Linked DNA regions of Homo sapiens: region 2 is linked to region 1. Evidence: chromatin loops called from intact Hi-C (ENCODE). Cell type or tissue: A673. All regions are shown on one strand.

Region 1 (8,000 bases):
TGGACACTCAAGGCCATGGCAGATTGCCTTTCCCAGCAAGGGGTTACCCATGGAGATGCTTTATTGCTGTGATGCCAGTTCTTCTTGCTATGCAGGTCATAGATGCCTCACTTAAACGCAGGAGGAGGGTGACAGCATAGGCCACAGAGAGAATGGGTGCCAGGATAAGTTGAGTCCAGCTTTATCATAACGTATTCTACTTGGACATAACCACAGCAGCAACATACTTTCCTTACATGCTGGATGGGGACAGTTCTGAGATTTTCCTCACTTTTTGATATCCTGCGTGGACTTGTCTCTCGCAGGAGCCCCAGATTTGCTTGGCTCCCCTCACATACTCCCTCCATGCTGGTGAGAGTTCTGAGTTCTCCTGCTTCTTATGTACCCATCACTAGAGTCAACTCGTATCAGGCTGTGTGCCAGCCACTGTCCCTGTCCAGGGGGCTGGCCCTGTCGCAGCTCCTCAGATGCTCACAGTCTGATGGGGAAGGCAGCAGGGAAATAGTTCTAATCCGGTGTAACTGTTATACTGGTAAGAAGCATAATTCTCTGAGGCGAGCCTGACCCAGCCTTGGCAGGGAGGTGGGATGAGTTATTTGCTGGGTGGACCAGCTGAGGCAGGGCCTTCAGGGCAGAGGGACGAACTTATGCAAAGGCTCAGATGCATCCCACATTCATTCATTCAGCATCAAGTGAGTATCTATTGCATCCTGCCCCTTGGGGAAGCAGGCTAGCCCTGTTCTCCTGGGAGTGGCATTCTAGTTGGGGAAGACAGGCAGTCAACTTAAAAATATATAATGTGGTAGGTGGTGACAAGGGCTGTGGAGAAAAAAGGCAGGGGAATGTGGTTAAGGAATGCCCGGGGTAAGGTGGGGGTGCAGTTGCTATTTCACATGGCCTGGGTACTGTCTTACTGAATTATCTGAAGGAGATGAGGAGTCATCTGTGTATCCCAAGGAAGAACATTCCAGGCTGAAGGAGCAGCAAGTGCAAAGGCTGTGAGTTGGAAGCATATTTTGGGGCTGGGGAGTGTCAGGAGATGGGGTCAGAGTTGTAGGCCTGATCCTGAGACCCTCAGAGGTCTTCACAAGGGCTTTGGCACCTACCCTGAGGGACCTGGAGAGCAGGCTGTGACTTACCACTTTATATATATATATATATATATATATATATATATATAATTTTTTTTTTTTGAGACGGAGTCTCACTCTGTCCACGCAGGCTGGAGTGCAGTGGCGCGATCTTGGCTCACTGCAAGCTCTGCCTCCCAGGTTCACGCCATTCTCCTGCCTCAGCCTCCTCAGTAGCTGGGACTACAGGCACCCACCACCACGCCCGGCTAATTTTTTTGTATTTTTAATATAGACGGGGTTTCACCATATTAGCCAGGATCGTCTCGATCTTCTGACCTCGTGATCCGCCCACCTCGGCCTCCCAAAGTGCTGGGATTACAGGTGTGAGCCACCGCTCCCAGCCGTTATTTATATATATATTTTTAAGACAGATTTTTGCTCTTGTTGCCCAGGCTGGAGTGCAATGGTGCGATCTTGGCTCACCACAACCTCCGCCTCCCAGATTCAAGCGATTCTCCTGCCTCAGCCTCCTGAGTAGCTAGGATTACAGGCGCAGACTTACCACTTTAAAGAGGTCATCTGGCTGCTGTGTGGAGCATGGTCGGGGACCAGAAGCAGGGACACAGGTGTGGAGGCTGCTGTGCTCATCTGTGTGGCAGTTGATAGTGGCTTGAACCAGACGATGACAGTGGAGCTGCTGAGAAATGGTCAGGTTCTGCTTCTCTTTTGGAAGTAGAGCCAGTGGGATTTGCTGAGGAAGCATATGTGGTGAGAGAGAGAGGAGCGTTAAGCATGACTAGAAGACTTTTGGCCTGAGTGTCTGGAAGAATGGGACTCATTTTTTCAAATGCTTGGAGAGGGAGGGTAGTAAGAGTTTTTTTCTGCACCTGGTGAACATCGGAGTAAAGATGTCAAGGAGGTAGCTGGATATTTGACTCGAGACTTCAGGGAGGAAGGAGAAGCTGGACTTATAAATGTGAGAGCCATGCCTATGTAGAAGGCACCAAAAGCCGTGAGACAGGACACAGTCATCTGGGGCATCGGGCAGGTAGAGAAGCAGTCTGAGGACTGAGGCCTGGGATGGGGCTGGAGATAGAGGTTGAAGGACTGAGGAGGAAGCAGCGAGAACCCGCAGAAGGAGCAGTCAGCATGATGGTGGCCGACCCAAGAGTTTCCCAGAGGCCACATGAGGAAAGCGTTAGAAGTAGGGAGGGAGCGATCGGTGTGTCAGACGCTGCTGGGAGGTAAGGAAGGCGAGGACTGAGAATCGACTGCTGGACTGAGTAATGTTGAGGCCGCTGGTGGTCTTGATAAAAGCTGCTTTGAGGGGGTCCTGGGAACAAAAGATTGGATTTCCAGAGAATGAGAGGAAAGGAAGTGGATGTGGCAAGTATAGACAGCCCTTTCGAAAAGTTTTCCTTTCTTTTTTTTTTTATTATTATTATACTTTAAGTTTTAGGGTACATGTGCACAATGTGCAGGTTAGTTACATATGTATACATGTGCCATGCTGGTGTGCTGCACCCATTAACTTGTCATTTAGCATTAGGCATATCTCCTAATGCTATCCCTCCCCCCTCCCCCCACCAGTCCCCAGAGTGTGATGTTCCCCTTCCTGTGTCCATGTGTTCTCATTGTTCAATTCCCATCTATGAGTGAGAACATGCGGTGTTTGGTTTTTTGTCCTTAATGGGAGAATAGCTGGAGGACAATGTGGTTTCCAATGTTAGTCCCTTGGGAGAGACCACAGCAGGCTTGCACTATGTGGATGGGACTGATCCATTAGAGAGGGAGGACGTGATGAGGCCAGGGGCTAGGTTGCTGGAGCCTCATCTGGAGGAGGTGAGGAGGGGTGAGTTGTAGTGCTGGGGGAAGGCTTGGCCTTGTACAGAAGAGCAGGTCCTTAACCTTGAACAGGAGGGCGGGCAGAGCATGTGGGCACAGAAGCAAATGGGTTGGTGGGTGTGGTGGTCGAGCTGTGGGGGTTGTCTCCTGCTACTTTCATCCTCTCTGTGAGATAGAAAGCAAGGTCATGGTCTGGGAGTGAGGGGAGCACGGAGGCTTGAGGAGAAGGTATGTGCAGGAGAGCAGGAGGATGAGCGGACCAGGGAATGAGGCTGGATTGCCGGCAGCACGGAGGGCCTGCTCGTGGTTATTGTAGGGCTAAGGAGTTAGAGAAGGTAGAAGGCGGTGGCCAGAGTGGCATGCTTGAGGCTATGGAGGATGTGGTTGTTGTCAGGGACAGGCAGAGCAGGGTAGCTTGAAGACAGGAGGAGATAAGGCTGGAGACGTAGCATGGGGTCCGGGCCTTTGAACAACAAGCTTAGGAGTTTGGGGCTCTATCCTGGAGCCAGATGCATTTTTGCAGAGCAGGCAATGAAGAGTGAATTTGGAATAGAGAGGAAATAAATTGATGACTAACCTAACAGTGAAGACAGCGGAGGCACAGGGAGGTACAGTAATCAACCTGAGGTCTCACAGCCAGTAAGTGATGGAGTGAAGGTTCAAATACATGTGGTCTGCCTCTTGAACCATGCTCTTAACCACAGTGCTGTGTTGGCCATCAGCCTGCTGACCTGACCCAGGCTGGTCAGGTACAATCAGGGGTGGCCAGGGAAGATTCCTGGGGAGACATCTAAAGATAGATTCAAAAGATGACTAGGCACTGCCAGGCCTAGGTGGGGAAGGGAACAGGGAAAGGATGGGTGTGTTTCTCTTCTGACCCGGCTAGGTTAGGCTGAGCCTGCTGAGGCTGAAGGGGCTAAGATCTCTTGACTTGCCCTTGCCCAGCCAGAGTCAGAGAGGAATGGGGTCTCTGTGGCCTAAGGGGTCTCCCAGCTCCCCGTCTTAAGTGGATCAGGATTCACTCACAGAGACAGGAGCAGAGTGTGGTAGGGAAGTACTAGGCAGGGAAGTGTGCAGCCTGCAAGGCTAGTCCTAGTTGGGCCTACCACATGCTATGTGACTCACTTACCTTCTCTGGGCTACACTTCTGTGAATCCCCCCATCTTCCAAAGTCATGACTCAATCTAACCTGGTAGGCAGATTATTCCACAAGGTGGAGCCATTTGTTTGTTTTTAGTATCTACTTTGATCAGATCAAACATTTGTCACAATTGCCCTAGGAACAAATAAAAGGGTGTGTTTTACAGCACAGCTACCTGAGTTGTAGGCATAGTAAATCTTCACCTAACATCATCCATAGGTTCTTGGAAACTGTGACTTTAAGTGAATCTATGTATTACAAACCAATTTACCATAGGGTAATAGATATAAATAAGAGTTAAGTTACTACAGCATATTTCTGGTCAAAAAACCATTACCAGAATTTTTTTTTTTTTTTTTTTTTTGAGACAAAGTCTCGCTCTGTTGCCCAGACTGGAGTGCAGTGGTACAATCTCAGCTCACTGCAACCCCCGCCTCCTGGGTTCAGGTGATTCTCCTGTCTCAGCCTCCAAAGTAGCCGGGAATACAGGCGCCCATCACCACACCTGACTAATTTTTGTATTTTTCAGTAGAGACAAGGTTTCGCTATGTTGACCAGGCTGGTCTTGAACTCCTGACCTCAAGTGATCTGCCCACCTCAGTTTCCCAAAATGCTGGGATTATAGGCATGAGCCACGGCGCCCAACTCCAGTCTTCAAAATAAAAACCAAAACACTCTTAATATGAAACATTGAAATAAATGTGAACTATACATACATTTAAGAAAGATTCATCAAAACAAGTAAAATAATTATTTATCCATTTAGTCCCGTTCAGGGTCCAGCCTCTCCCAGCAACTCAGAGCATAAGGGAGGAACCAACCCTGGACAGGACGCCCTCCCATCACAGGGCACACTCACACATGCCTCCACAGTCAGACTGAGACAGTGTAGACATACCAGTGAACCCAACATGCACATCTTTGGGATGTGGGAAGAAATTGGAGTACCCAGAGAAAACCCACCAGAACACGGGGAGAATGTGTGGACTCCACACAGACAGTGGCCCTGGCCAGGAATCGATTGTTTTTTTTCTCATCCACATTATAATGACACGACCTTGAACTAAACCACTTTATTCGAGGACCTGCTGTGCTATTGTATTTCCTATTCTAACGTGGCTTGCTCATTCATTGAAAAAACACATATTGAATGCTCTTGAAAAGCCAGGAAGACTCTGTGCTAAGGCCTTGTGGCAGAGGACACTATCCTCCTACCCTCATGGAATGTGCTGTCTGGGAGGGCGATGGGCACAAGAAAGAAGGAATCAGCACAAAGTTGAAGGGAGCACACCACCAGGAGCAGCCCCTCAGGGAGTCAGGGCAGGTCTAGAGGGCAGTGAGTCAGCTGAGCCCGAGCTAATGTGGCAGAGGGGTGGGTGTTGGAAAGAGCGTTCTGGGCCTCAGCCACAGCACATGCAAAGGCCTGGAAGTGAGAGGGTACAGGGAATCCAAGAACATAAAGGTGGGGGATATGAGGGTAGGAACAGAGAGGCGGGCGGGGTGGACCTGCAGATACACCATGTGGAACTTTGTCTTGAGAGTCATGGAGAGCCATGGAAGCTGGAATGTGACATGCACAGATTTACATTTTGAAAAGATCCATCCGGCGCAGTGGCTCATGCCTGTAATCCCAACACTTTGGGAGGCTGAGGCGGATGGATCACGTGAAGTCAAGGTTTGAGACTAGCCTGGCCAACATAGCGCAACCCTGGCTCTACTAAAAATACAAAAATTAGCCAGGTGTGGTGGTGGGCGCTTGTAATCCCAGCTACTTGGGAGGCTGAGGCAGGAGAATCGGTTGAACCCGGGAGGTGGAGGTGGCAGTGAGCCAAGATTTCACCACTGCACTCCAGCCTGAGCGACAGAGCAAGACCTCTGTCTAAAAAGAAGAAAAGAAAAGAAAAGATCCAACTGCAGTGAGGAGAATGACTTGAGAGGGACCAAAGGGGATGTGGAAAGCCCTTGGGAGGCCCCTAGAGTCATCCAGCAGAGAGATGGGGGTGGTGATGGGGGCAGCAATAGTAGAGACAGAGAAGTGGATGGGTTTGAGAGAGATTTAGGGCTTGAAAGTAGCCAGGCCTTGGTGATGGACCCGAGGAGGGAGAGGGAATGCCGGGTGCAGGTGGGGCTCCTCGGTTTCTGCCCTGCTGCTCATCAGAACAGGGACTCTGGGGAGAGGGAACCATACTGAGTCTAGGGTGCATTTGGGACATCCTAAAGGAGGTCTCAGACAGGCATTTGGAAATGGAGATGCAAGTTTGAGGGGTAACTAACCACACAGGCCAACAGAAGCTATGAGTTAGACGAGACAATCTGGAGAGAGAGGAGGGAGGACAGCCAAGGGCCTGGGTTGCAGTTGAAGAATGCCCCCACGCCACCCCCTACCGCCAATGAAGTCCTCATCCTCCACCCCCCCACTTGCCTTGTCATCTGTGACTCTGGCTGACCTCCCTCCTCTCCTCCTGAAGGGTGCAGCAGGTGTGGGGCTCCCGGGTCTGTGGTGGTCTCAGCCACTCTACTCCCTCACCCTGGAGGAGTCTGTGTGTTGTTTCTCAGATGCCCCATGTAGGTTCCCACCTCAGCATCCGTCCCTCCACCTAGAATACCCTTCCCTTTCCTCATGCCGTTGGTTTGGCAAACTCCTGCTTATCTTCCAACACCCACTCAGCAGTTCTCCCAAACCCATTTCCTGTCTCCGTGTCTGGGGCAGGGCCTGTGTCCAGGGAACCTTCCTATTCCCACACCCCGCTGGTGGCCTAGCTCAGAGCAGGCTCTTTGCTGCCACAGACTAAATCAGACTGCTCTTCTCTTCCCTTCAGTTCATTCCCAGCACTGACCCTTTCCAGAAGGCCCTGAGAGAAGAAGAGAAACGCCGAAAGAAAGAGGAGAAGCGGAAGGAGATCCGAAAAGGCCCAAGGATCTCCAGATCCCAGTCTGAGTTATAGCCCTGGAGCAGCTCAGGGCTCAGGGGGCCACAAGGAGGCAGGTCGGGAGGAAGAAGAGGTGGAGGTGTGGTTGTGGTGGAGAGCACCAGCTAGCCCCTTCCAGAAGGGGAGGCCACATTTGCCCGGCCCCCTGGAGCTGGGTCTGAGCCCCAGCTGAAGGGACTGAGCCTCAGATGGCTGGATTTTCTCTCAGGGGCCTCCTGCTGAAGGGGCCTTCAGAGGATTTTATGCTGGAAATATGACCCTGTGCAGACTGCTGGGGGAGGCAGGAGGATGCCTGCCTGGACCCTGTTGGTGGCTGAAGACCTCTGGCCAGCTGGCTTCCGCCCTTGGTGGGGAAGCAGCAGAACTAGGTTCTGAGCCACGGGTCAGGGTGCCACCCTGCTGCTGGCCCCACTGTGTCACAGAGCTGCCTGGCACAGGTCCCAGCCCCTCTGCAGAGACACAATAAAAGCCAGCAGACCCTTTGGACCGACCAAGGCTGGTGGGGACACTGTGAGGGGACCAGGGCCCCTCAGGGATGTAGAAACAGCTTGGAGGATGCCTCTGCCCCACCAGGAGGGGCCCCAGGCCCTGGCAGGGCAGAGAAGGAAGGGGCTTGGCTTGGGCCTCCTGGTCCTACGCCATCACTGCCCTTGACAAATGATTGGTGTTGGGAAAGGACCTGGAAGTGCCCTGGGACCTGGGAAACATTTAGCTCAAGAAGACCTTGGAGCAACATGATCCCTGTCCTCAGATGTCTGGGGACAGTCATTGAGCAAGCACAGGGAAGTCAGCTTGTTCTCTCTGGCAGCGCTGGAAGACAGTCAACCTGTGGGTGGGGGGCTGCAGGGGGACAGGCCGCAGCCCTGCAGGAGGCCGTGCTCCGCAATGGCTGCCCTAAGCTGCATGGGTCAGACAGCTTCCCGTCTCGGGAGGCCACAGGGCAGGGAAGCTGCAGAGGGCATGTGGCCCTGGGTAGGGCAGCTGCCCTTCACTCATGCCCCTCCCAAGCAG
Region 2 (8,000 bases), 290 kb after region 1:
GCCCACCTCAGCCTCCCAAAGTGCTGGGATTACAGGCATGAGCCACCGCGCCTGGCCTGGCCTTTAGTATTAATAAGACCTTGCTCAGCCCAAATTTTTCCAAATATATGAGCTACTCCAAAAATGTATTTAGAATCAGTATGAATAGTTCCTTCCTTGCTCTGTAAGTGTTTTAAAACCTGGCTGAGTGCAAATAGTTCACATGCTTTGGCAGACCAACTATTGGGCAACCTTCCTGACTCTGTTTCTTCAAGAGTTTCTCCATCAATTACTGAATACCCATTGTATTTTTCTCCTTTAATTGCTTGGGATCAACCATCTATAAATAAGTGTCACCCCATTTTGAAAGGGGTCTCTCTTAGATCCGGCCTGACCTTTGTTTGGTAGTCAGTTAGATCTAGACATAAGTGTTCTCTTTTTAGATTTGGGTCCCCTGTTAAGAAACCTCTCGGATTGAGTGAGTTATCAGTAGTCAAGGTTAAATCATCTTTTTAGTAAAATAGCCTCCTATTTTAAGATTCTGGAGTCAGTGAGCCACCTTCCTGCTTTTTTATTTAAAATAGCTCTAACTTGGTGGGGTGTGCTTACAGTCAATTTCCCCCCAAAGATTAATTTTCTACTTTCTTCAACTAATACTGCTGTAGCTGCAACGAATTGGATGCACTGAGGCTACCCACAGGTGACTGGGTCTAAAATTTTTGATAGGAAGGCTACGGGCTGCCGGTGACCACCATGTTCTTGAGTAAGAACCCCTAAAGCTACCCCGTTATTTACATTAACAAAAAGATGAAATGGCTTTTCTAGGGAAGCTAAGGCTAAGACAGGGGCAGTTATGAGTTTGTATTTCAGCTCTTCAACCTGATTGACTTCCTCAGAAGTCCACAGGAGACGGTCCAGTTTCCACTGGGTAAGCTTTTCATATAAAAGTTTACTTTTTAGGGCATATGAGTCAATCCATAAGCATCAATATCCAACTAATCCTAGAAATTTTCTGAGTTATTGCTTAGTTTGAGGCAAGGGTAAGGACACGATGCCTTCAACTCGTTCAGGTCCTATCCTTTGCTTACCTGCACTTATTAAGTGGCCTAAATATTTAACTTCAGGCTCCACATACTGAAGCTTTCCCTTTAAGAACCATAACCCCTCGAACTCCAGATGGTTAAGGATATGTGTAGAGAAGCCAGCTACTTTCTCTACATCTTCAACAGATACGAGAATATCATCCATGTACTGGAGCAGGCATATTTGCTTTGGGATGACAACTTTTTCTAACACTTGTTCTAAAATTTGACCAAAAAGGTTTGGAGAGTCTGTAAACCCTTGAGGTAAAACTGTCCATCAATAATGTTGTTTTCGCCCTGAATGGGGATCCTACCACTCAAAAGCAAATATGTCTCAGCTGTCTTCAGCCAAGGGGCATGCCCAGAAGGCATCTTTTAAATCTATTACTGTAAACAACTGATGGTTTTTTGGAATTTTGCTGAGAATGGTGTATGGGTTGGGGACAACAGGATGGTTAGTTTGGACTATTTGATGGCTCTAAGATCTTGTACCAAGTCGGTATGACGCATCTAATTTCTTGACTGGCAATATTGGAGTGTTATACGGGGACATACAGGGTTCAAGGAGCCCATCTTTAATAAGACTTTCAATTATAGGCTTTAATCCTATCCTGCCCTCTAGGGGTTTGGGGTATTGTTTCCTCCTTACTACTTCCCTGGGGATTCTTAACTTGATGTGGATTGGAGGGATTCAGAGTTTCTCCCGGTTTCCTTCCCTTGACCAGACACTAGGATTAATGCATTTTTCATCTGTGGTGGTGAGTAGGTTTAATGAGGTAAAGAATCCTTTAGGACCAACTTGTAAGCCTGTGCCTAATTCTAGCATTAAGTCTCTTCCTAATAGATTAGTTTCTGCCTCAGGGATCAACAAAAATTGGATATGAGTCAGCCGATCTTGGTATTTAACTTCTGTACTTTCTAAGATTTTTGCTTTAAATCCTTCTCCTTTTACCCCAGAGACTAAAAGTTCTTCTGAAGAGCAGGCAATGTTGGATGGGGGGAAGCAAATGGAGGAGCGAGCCACTCCTGAATTGACTAAAAGGTGATAAGCTCATGTTTGGTTCCCACCTGTAAATTTATCAAGGGCTCCTGGTGGGACTCGAGATAAACAGAGCCCCTGACCCCCCTGTTCTTCCTCAAAAGTCATGAGTTGAAGGGCTTCTTTCTCCTTTTCCAGTTTGGGACATTCTCTTTTGAAGTGGCCTGCCCTTCAAACGGTCTGGACGGACCGTTTATAGTTTCTGGCCCCCTGGAAGCTTTGTTTAGAAGCATAAACGAGGGTCTGGACCTTTTATAGTTTCTGGCCCCCTGGAAGCTTTGTTTAGAAGCATAAACGAGGGTCTGGACCTTTTATAGTTTCTGGCCCCCTGGAAGCTTTGTTTAGAAGCATAAACGAGGGTCTGGACCTTTTATAGTTTCTGGCCCCCTGGAAGCTTTGTTTAGAAGCATAAATGAGGGTCTGGACCTTTTATAGTTTCTGGCCCCCTGGAAGCTTTGTTTAGAAGCATAAACGAGGGTCTGGACCTTTTATAGTTTCTGGCCCCCTGGAAGCTTTGTTTAGAAGCATAAATGAGGGTCTGGACCGTCTATCGTTTCTGGCCCCCTGGAAGCTTTGTTTAGAAGCATGTGGGTGTGGGGCCACCTGCTGGAAAGTGGATAACGTGAGTTTTTGCCTTTTGTTTTTGCTTCTTTCCTCACATATATTTTTTGAGCTTCTCCCAGAAGTTCACTTAGAGGTTGGTTTTCCCAGTCTTCTAATTTTTGTAACTTTTTTGAAATATCTGGCCAACTTGTAGTGACAAAATGGAGCTTTAACACTCCCTGTCCAAGGAGATCTTCCAAATTTAGGCCTGCATATTGTCTTGTTTGGTCCTTTATTCTTGTCTAGAAATTTCATAGGCCCCCTCATCTTTTTCCTATTGTATATCAAATGCTTTAGAGAGGTTTTGGGTTCAGGGTACTGATTCCCTAATTCCCTTTATTATCATTTCCCTTAGGTCTTGCATATTTTCCCAGTGAGCTGCATTAATATCGTCCCACCGGGGGTCTTGGGTGGGAAACTTTTGATCTGCGGTAGGAATGTTTGACCAGGAGGGTGTTCGTGTTCCCAAATTGCCATAGCAGCCCTACAGATCATGCTTCTTTCCTCCCCTGAAAAGAGGACGCAGGCCGGGCGCGGTGGCTCACGCCTGTAATCCCAGCACTTTGGGAGGCCGAGGCGGGTGGATCATGAGGTCAGGAGATCGAGACCATCCTGGCTAACAAGGTGAAACCCCGTCTCTACTAAAAATACAAAAAAAATTAGCCGGGCGCAGTGGCGGGCGCCTGTAGTCCCAGCTACTCGGGAGGCTGAGGCAGGAGAATGGCGTGAACCCGGGAAGCGGAGCTTGCAGTGAGCCGAGATTGCGCCACTGCAGTCCGCAGTCCCGCCTGGGCGACAGAGCGAGACTCCGTCTCAAAAAAAAAAAAAAAAAAAAAGAAAAGAGGACGCCTAGGATGGACATTAACTCCACCCAAGTGTATAACTGAGGTCCTAAGAATTGATCAACCTGATCTGTTACCCAATAAGGTCATCCAATAACGGCTTAAGTTCCTTCTTCAAACTTCAGACCTCTGAACTGGTTAAGGGAGCATTCACAAAATTAATAGCCCCCCTGTCCTTGTGGCACCTCTTTTAAGGGGAAGAGAGTTGGGGCTGACTCCATAGATGTGGAGGGAAATGGGAAATTTTGGATATCTTTTTTACATTGTTCTACCTCACGTTGGAGTCCTTTTAGGGAGGGGTACTTAGGCTGAGAAGGAACAGGCTAATGGGATGGTGATTCCCAAGAATCAGGATTGTAAGGAGGAGGAATAACATGAGCAGGAGAAGGATCTGGAGCAGGAACGGGGACAGCAGCTGCTACCTGAGGGGAAGGGTTAGGGGCACTGAGCGTGGGGGAAGATGGTTTAGAGGATCCCATGTGCTGGAGTCTTTAGGCATGGGGACTGGCTTTTCTCACTCTTCAGTTTGAGGTGCTAGATTGGGTTTTTCCCTAGTTGTCTTTAAGGGAAAGAGGAGGACAGGTCCCTGCCTCCAACAAAGAGCATAGGCCAATTCTTCTTGAGAAACTGGACTTTTATCATTTACATATTGAATTAGAAGTTGACACATCACATCCTTGTTCAACCCAAACTTTGACCAAAAGATTGAGGGTTTGAGGATGGGTCCCTGAGTCCAAATAAAACAGCAATTGTTTGTCATTTGTTGCTTTTTCTTATGTTTAGTTCTCTCATTATCTTTCCAATATTTTAACATGAGACCTAGGGGACTAACAGCAGGAATATCTTTATTGCTGTCTTTATCCTTTTTACTCCGTGTCCTGCTTGGGGTGTTTCCCATGTTGGGTCCTAGTTAGGCTCAGTCCCTCATATTAGAGATTTCTTGCCTATCCTTTTCTGGAGGCTTGCTGAGGCTCAATCCCTCGTATTAGAGATTTCTTGCCTCTCCTTTTCTGGAGGCTTATTGAGGCTCAATTCCTCATACTAGAGATTTCTATCCTTTAGCCCCACCTGCTGGAGGCTCCTTGCACCCTTCTTTTGCTTCGTCCACTCTGGTCGCTTCCCGGAGGGGAATTTAGGTCCCTCTTACCTTTGGCACGCCCATATAAACCCCATGGCAGGATCTGTCCTAAGCCATATGAGGTGACCATGGAACCTCAGATAGGACACACTCATTCCGCACAGCAGTAGTGCTTAGTACCATTCACACAAGCAGCACCGCAAGCAGTAATGCTTGTGATCATTCATACACACTTTCAATCTCCAGAATATCTTGACCACCAAGGAAATGCTTTGTCACCCCTGTGACGTTTCTTACCTTGGTCTGTGCACAAAGTTACCTGGTCACCATGGTGTTGCAAGCCTTTTTTTCCCCACATTGCTGAGAGTCCGGATTTATTCGTCACACCGGGTGGGTTCCGATCCCTCACCCTGAGGCCACCGCAACGAGGCAGTGGGATGCGTCTCCTTATGAGAGGTGACCAGAGACCCCTTCCCTGGAGGAGAATGGGAATCCTGGATGAGCCCCAGATTTGTTGGAGATAAATGCTCAGTGCTGCAAAGTGAAACCAGCACTGAGGCGAAAGTTTTCTCAGCAAGGCAGTTTACTTCTGCAGAAGGGTGCTGCTTGTGTCAATCACGATTGCAAGAGCACACTGAACAAAGGAAAGCAGGGGTTTTTATTCCTAATGCAATCCCTCCCTCTGTGTCACTCCTTCATGGGCTGTGGTTGGACTGCACAATCTAAACTGACCCGACTGGCTATTTGTGAATACTTTCCCAAATAAGGAAGGGAAGGGAAATGTGAGTTACAGTGGTGGGACGTGCGGTTTCGAAGGGAGGAAGGGGTGAAGAGTGGGTAACCAAGGGAACAGATGTGAGTTATTGATTAGAACTGACAGGAAGGTTGTTTACAGTTACAGTAACTAGGGGCAAGGAGGCATAGAGAACAAGAAAGTTGAGTTTGAGAACAAAGAACAAGGAAGTTAACAGGCTAAACCTTTGAAGAGGAATTTTATTGTATCCTACATACTTGTTCTAGTCTGTTGTTGACACTTTCCAGTGCATTTTTTATTTCTTTAAGTGTGTCTTCCATTTGCAGAAATTGTGATTTTTTTTTCTTTATAATATCTGTTTCTCTGGAGAATTTTTCATCCATAGCCTGTATTTTTTTTGTTGTCTTTTTCTTTCTTTCTTTCTTTCCTTTTTGAGACTCTGAGCACTCTGTTGCTCACAGTGCAGTGGTGCAATCTCAGCTCACTGCAACCTCTGGCTCCTGGGTTCACGCAATCCCCCTGCCTCAGTCTCCCAAATAGCTGGTATTACAGGCACGCACCACCATGCCTGGCTGATTTTTGTATTTTTAGTAGAGATGGGGTTTCACTGTGTTGGCCAGGCTGGTCTGAAACTCCTGACCTCAAGTGATCAGCCCGCCTCAGCCTTCCAAAGTGCTGGGTTTACAGGTGTGAGCCACTGCGCCTGGCCAATCCATAGCCTGTATTGTTTTTTACATTTCTTTGTTTTCACTTTTCTCTGGTCTCTCCTTGAGTAGTTTAATAATCAACCATCTGAATTGTTTATCTGGCAATTCAGAGATTTCTTCTTGATTTGCATTCATTGCTGGGGAGCCAGTATGGTCTTTTGGAGGTGTTATAGAACCTTGTTTTGTCATATTACAATTTTTCTGATTTCTTCTCACTTGGGTAGACTATTTCAGGGGAAAAATCTGGAACTCAGGGGCTACTGTTCAGATTCTTTTGTCCCACAAAGTGACCCCTTGATGTGATGCATTCTCACTTCCCCTAGGGATGGAGCTTCGTGAGAGCCAGACTGTAGTGATTGCTATTGCTCTTCTGGGTCCAGCCACCCAGTGGGGCTACCAGGTTCCAGGCTGGTGCTGAGGAATGTCTGCAAAGAGTCCTGTGATGTGATCCGTCTTTAGCTCTCCTGGCCATGGACACCAGCACCTGCCCTGGTGGAGGTGGGAGGGGAGTAAAGTAGACTGTGAGTGTGAGAGTCCTTGCTTGTAGTTTTGTTTACTGTGCTGGCTTTCTCAAATGCTGGTTATGCTAGCAGTGAAGTTGTCACGTGGACAGACTCAGGAGCTCTGGTTAGCCAGGATGTTGAAAGCAGTGGAATTAGCTGTTTCTCATTTCTTGGAGCAGGGTTATTCTGTTGTGAGTTGCTGTAATGTCCTGACTTGGTTGGCCTCCAGCCAGGAGGTGGCGCTTTCAAGAGAACACCAGCTGCAATACTGGAAGGGGGATATAAGCTTGCCCTAAGTTGGCCAGGATAAGTATTAGGATTTCTCAGGTGATGGACAGGGCCATAAAGCTCCCAAGAGTTTATGGCTTTTGTGATCAGCTACCAGGGCGGGTAGAGAAATACTGTCAGGTTGGGGCAGGGTTAGGTGAGTCTGAGCTCAGACTCTTTCTGGGAATCTGTTACTGATTTGTAATTTTTAATTCCACAGTGTTTGAAGGACATACTTGAAATAAATTTAAAATCCATTGAGATTTGTTTCGTGGTCCAGAATATGGCCTATCTTGGTGAATGTTTCATGTGTATGTGAAACTGAGGCATCCATCCCTCAGTTTCAACCACCCATAGATTTGTAATTATTGTTACATTTACAGAAATTTGCAGGAAGGTAGAAGTTATTGTCTTGAACCATAAAATGTCTGTTTGAAGTCTTTGAGCTCCTCAAGGGTAGGCTGTATGTCCTGTTTACCTTTGATCCTCTCAGCATAATGCTTGGACCAAAATGGAAGCTCAGCAGACACTGGTTGAATGAATGAATAGATGACATTCAATTGTTAGGCTGTGTTCTTGTTTTGGATTTAGAAAATATGCTTATTGTGTTATGCAGTAAGACTGAGTCTTGGCTGGGTGCAGTGGCTTACGCCTGTAATCTCAATACTTTGGGAGGCCGAGGCGGGTGGATCACTTGACGCCAGGAGTTTGAGACCAGCCTGGCCAACATGACAAGACCCTGTCTTTACTAAAAATACAAAAAAATTAGCTGGGCATGGTGATGCACACCTGTAATCCCAGCCACTCGGTAGCCTGAGGCATGAGAATCTCTTGAACCTGAGAGGTGGAGGTTGCAGTGAGCCATGATCATGCCACTGCACTCCAGCCTGGGCAACAGATCAAGACTCAGTCTTAAAGACAAAAAAAAAATACTGAGTCTTACACACTTTTGCATCTTTGTGTCTCTATGGGTCTTCACACAGAGCTTGGCACATTGTAGCTGCTCAGTCAGCACTGTTTGTGCTGAATTGAAACAATGAGATATGTACAAAGGGGCTGTCTCTCACTACTGGGGATTTAAAGCCACCCCGAGGCATTTGACAAGCTGTTCTGGCCAAGGTTGAAGAGGTTGTCCTGTCATAAAGC

What was found. A loop is a pair of places that touch in the nucleus more often than their neighbours do. Peaks named below come from ENCODE experiments on the same cell type or tissue, not always from the same donor. Only the 100,000 strongest peaks of a DNase experiment are listed, where the experiment ranks them.
Region 2: a loop joins it to region 1, with 6 times the contacts of the local background. A loop is called at or near these places in 2 of 110 quality-filtered maps.

The regions. Positions count from the first base shown.
Region 1 is chr22:41,818,820-41,826,819 of GRCh38, forward strand. It overlaps CCDC134 (coiled-coil domain containing 134), which reads left to right. Exons shown (of 7, transcript NM_024821.5): 7 at 6,879-8,000. The coding sequence ends at 7,004. Among named protein-coding and RNA genes, the nearest start is that of SREBF2, 10 kb to the right of the region's middle. RefSeq lists enhancers at 4,182-4,251, 4,963-5,464, 7,310-7,816. In A673, a CTCF peak has its summit at 4,123 (motif pointing right); DNase peaks (open chromatin) are centred at 2,812 and 4,132; H3K27ac peaks cover 4,248 bases.
Region 2 is chr22:42,110,288-42,118,287 of GRCh38, forward strand. The region is part of intron 3 of NDUFA6-DT (NDUFA6 divergent transcript); the gene reads left to right. Among named protein-coding and RNA genes, the nearest start is that of CYP2D6, 17 kb to the right of the region's middle. In A673, CTCF peaks have their summits at 1,677 (motif pointing left), 2,729 (motif pointing left), 4,635 (motif pointing left) and 6,824 (motif pointing right); DNase peaks (open chromatin) are centred at 2,704 and 4,594.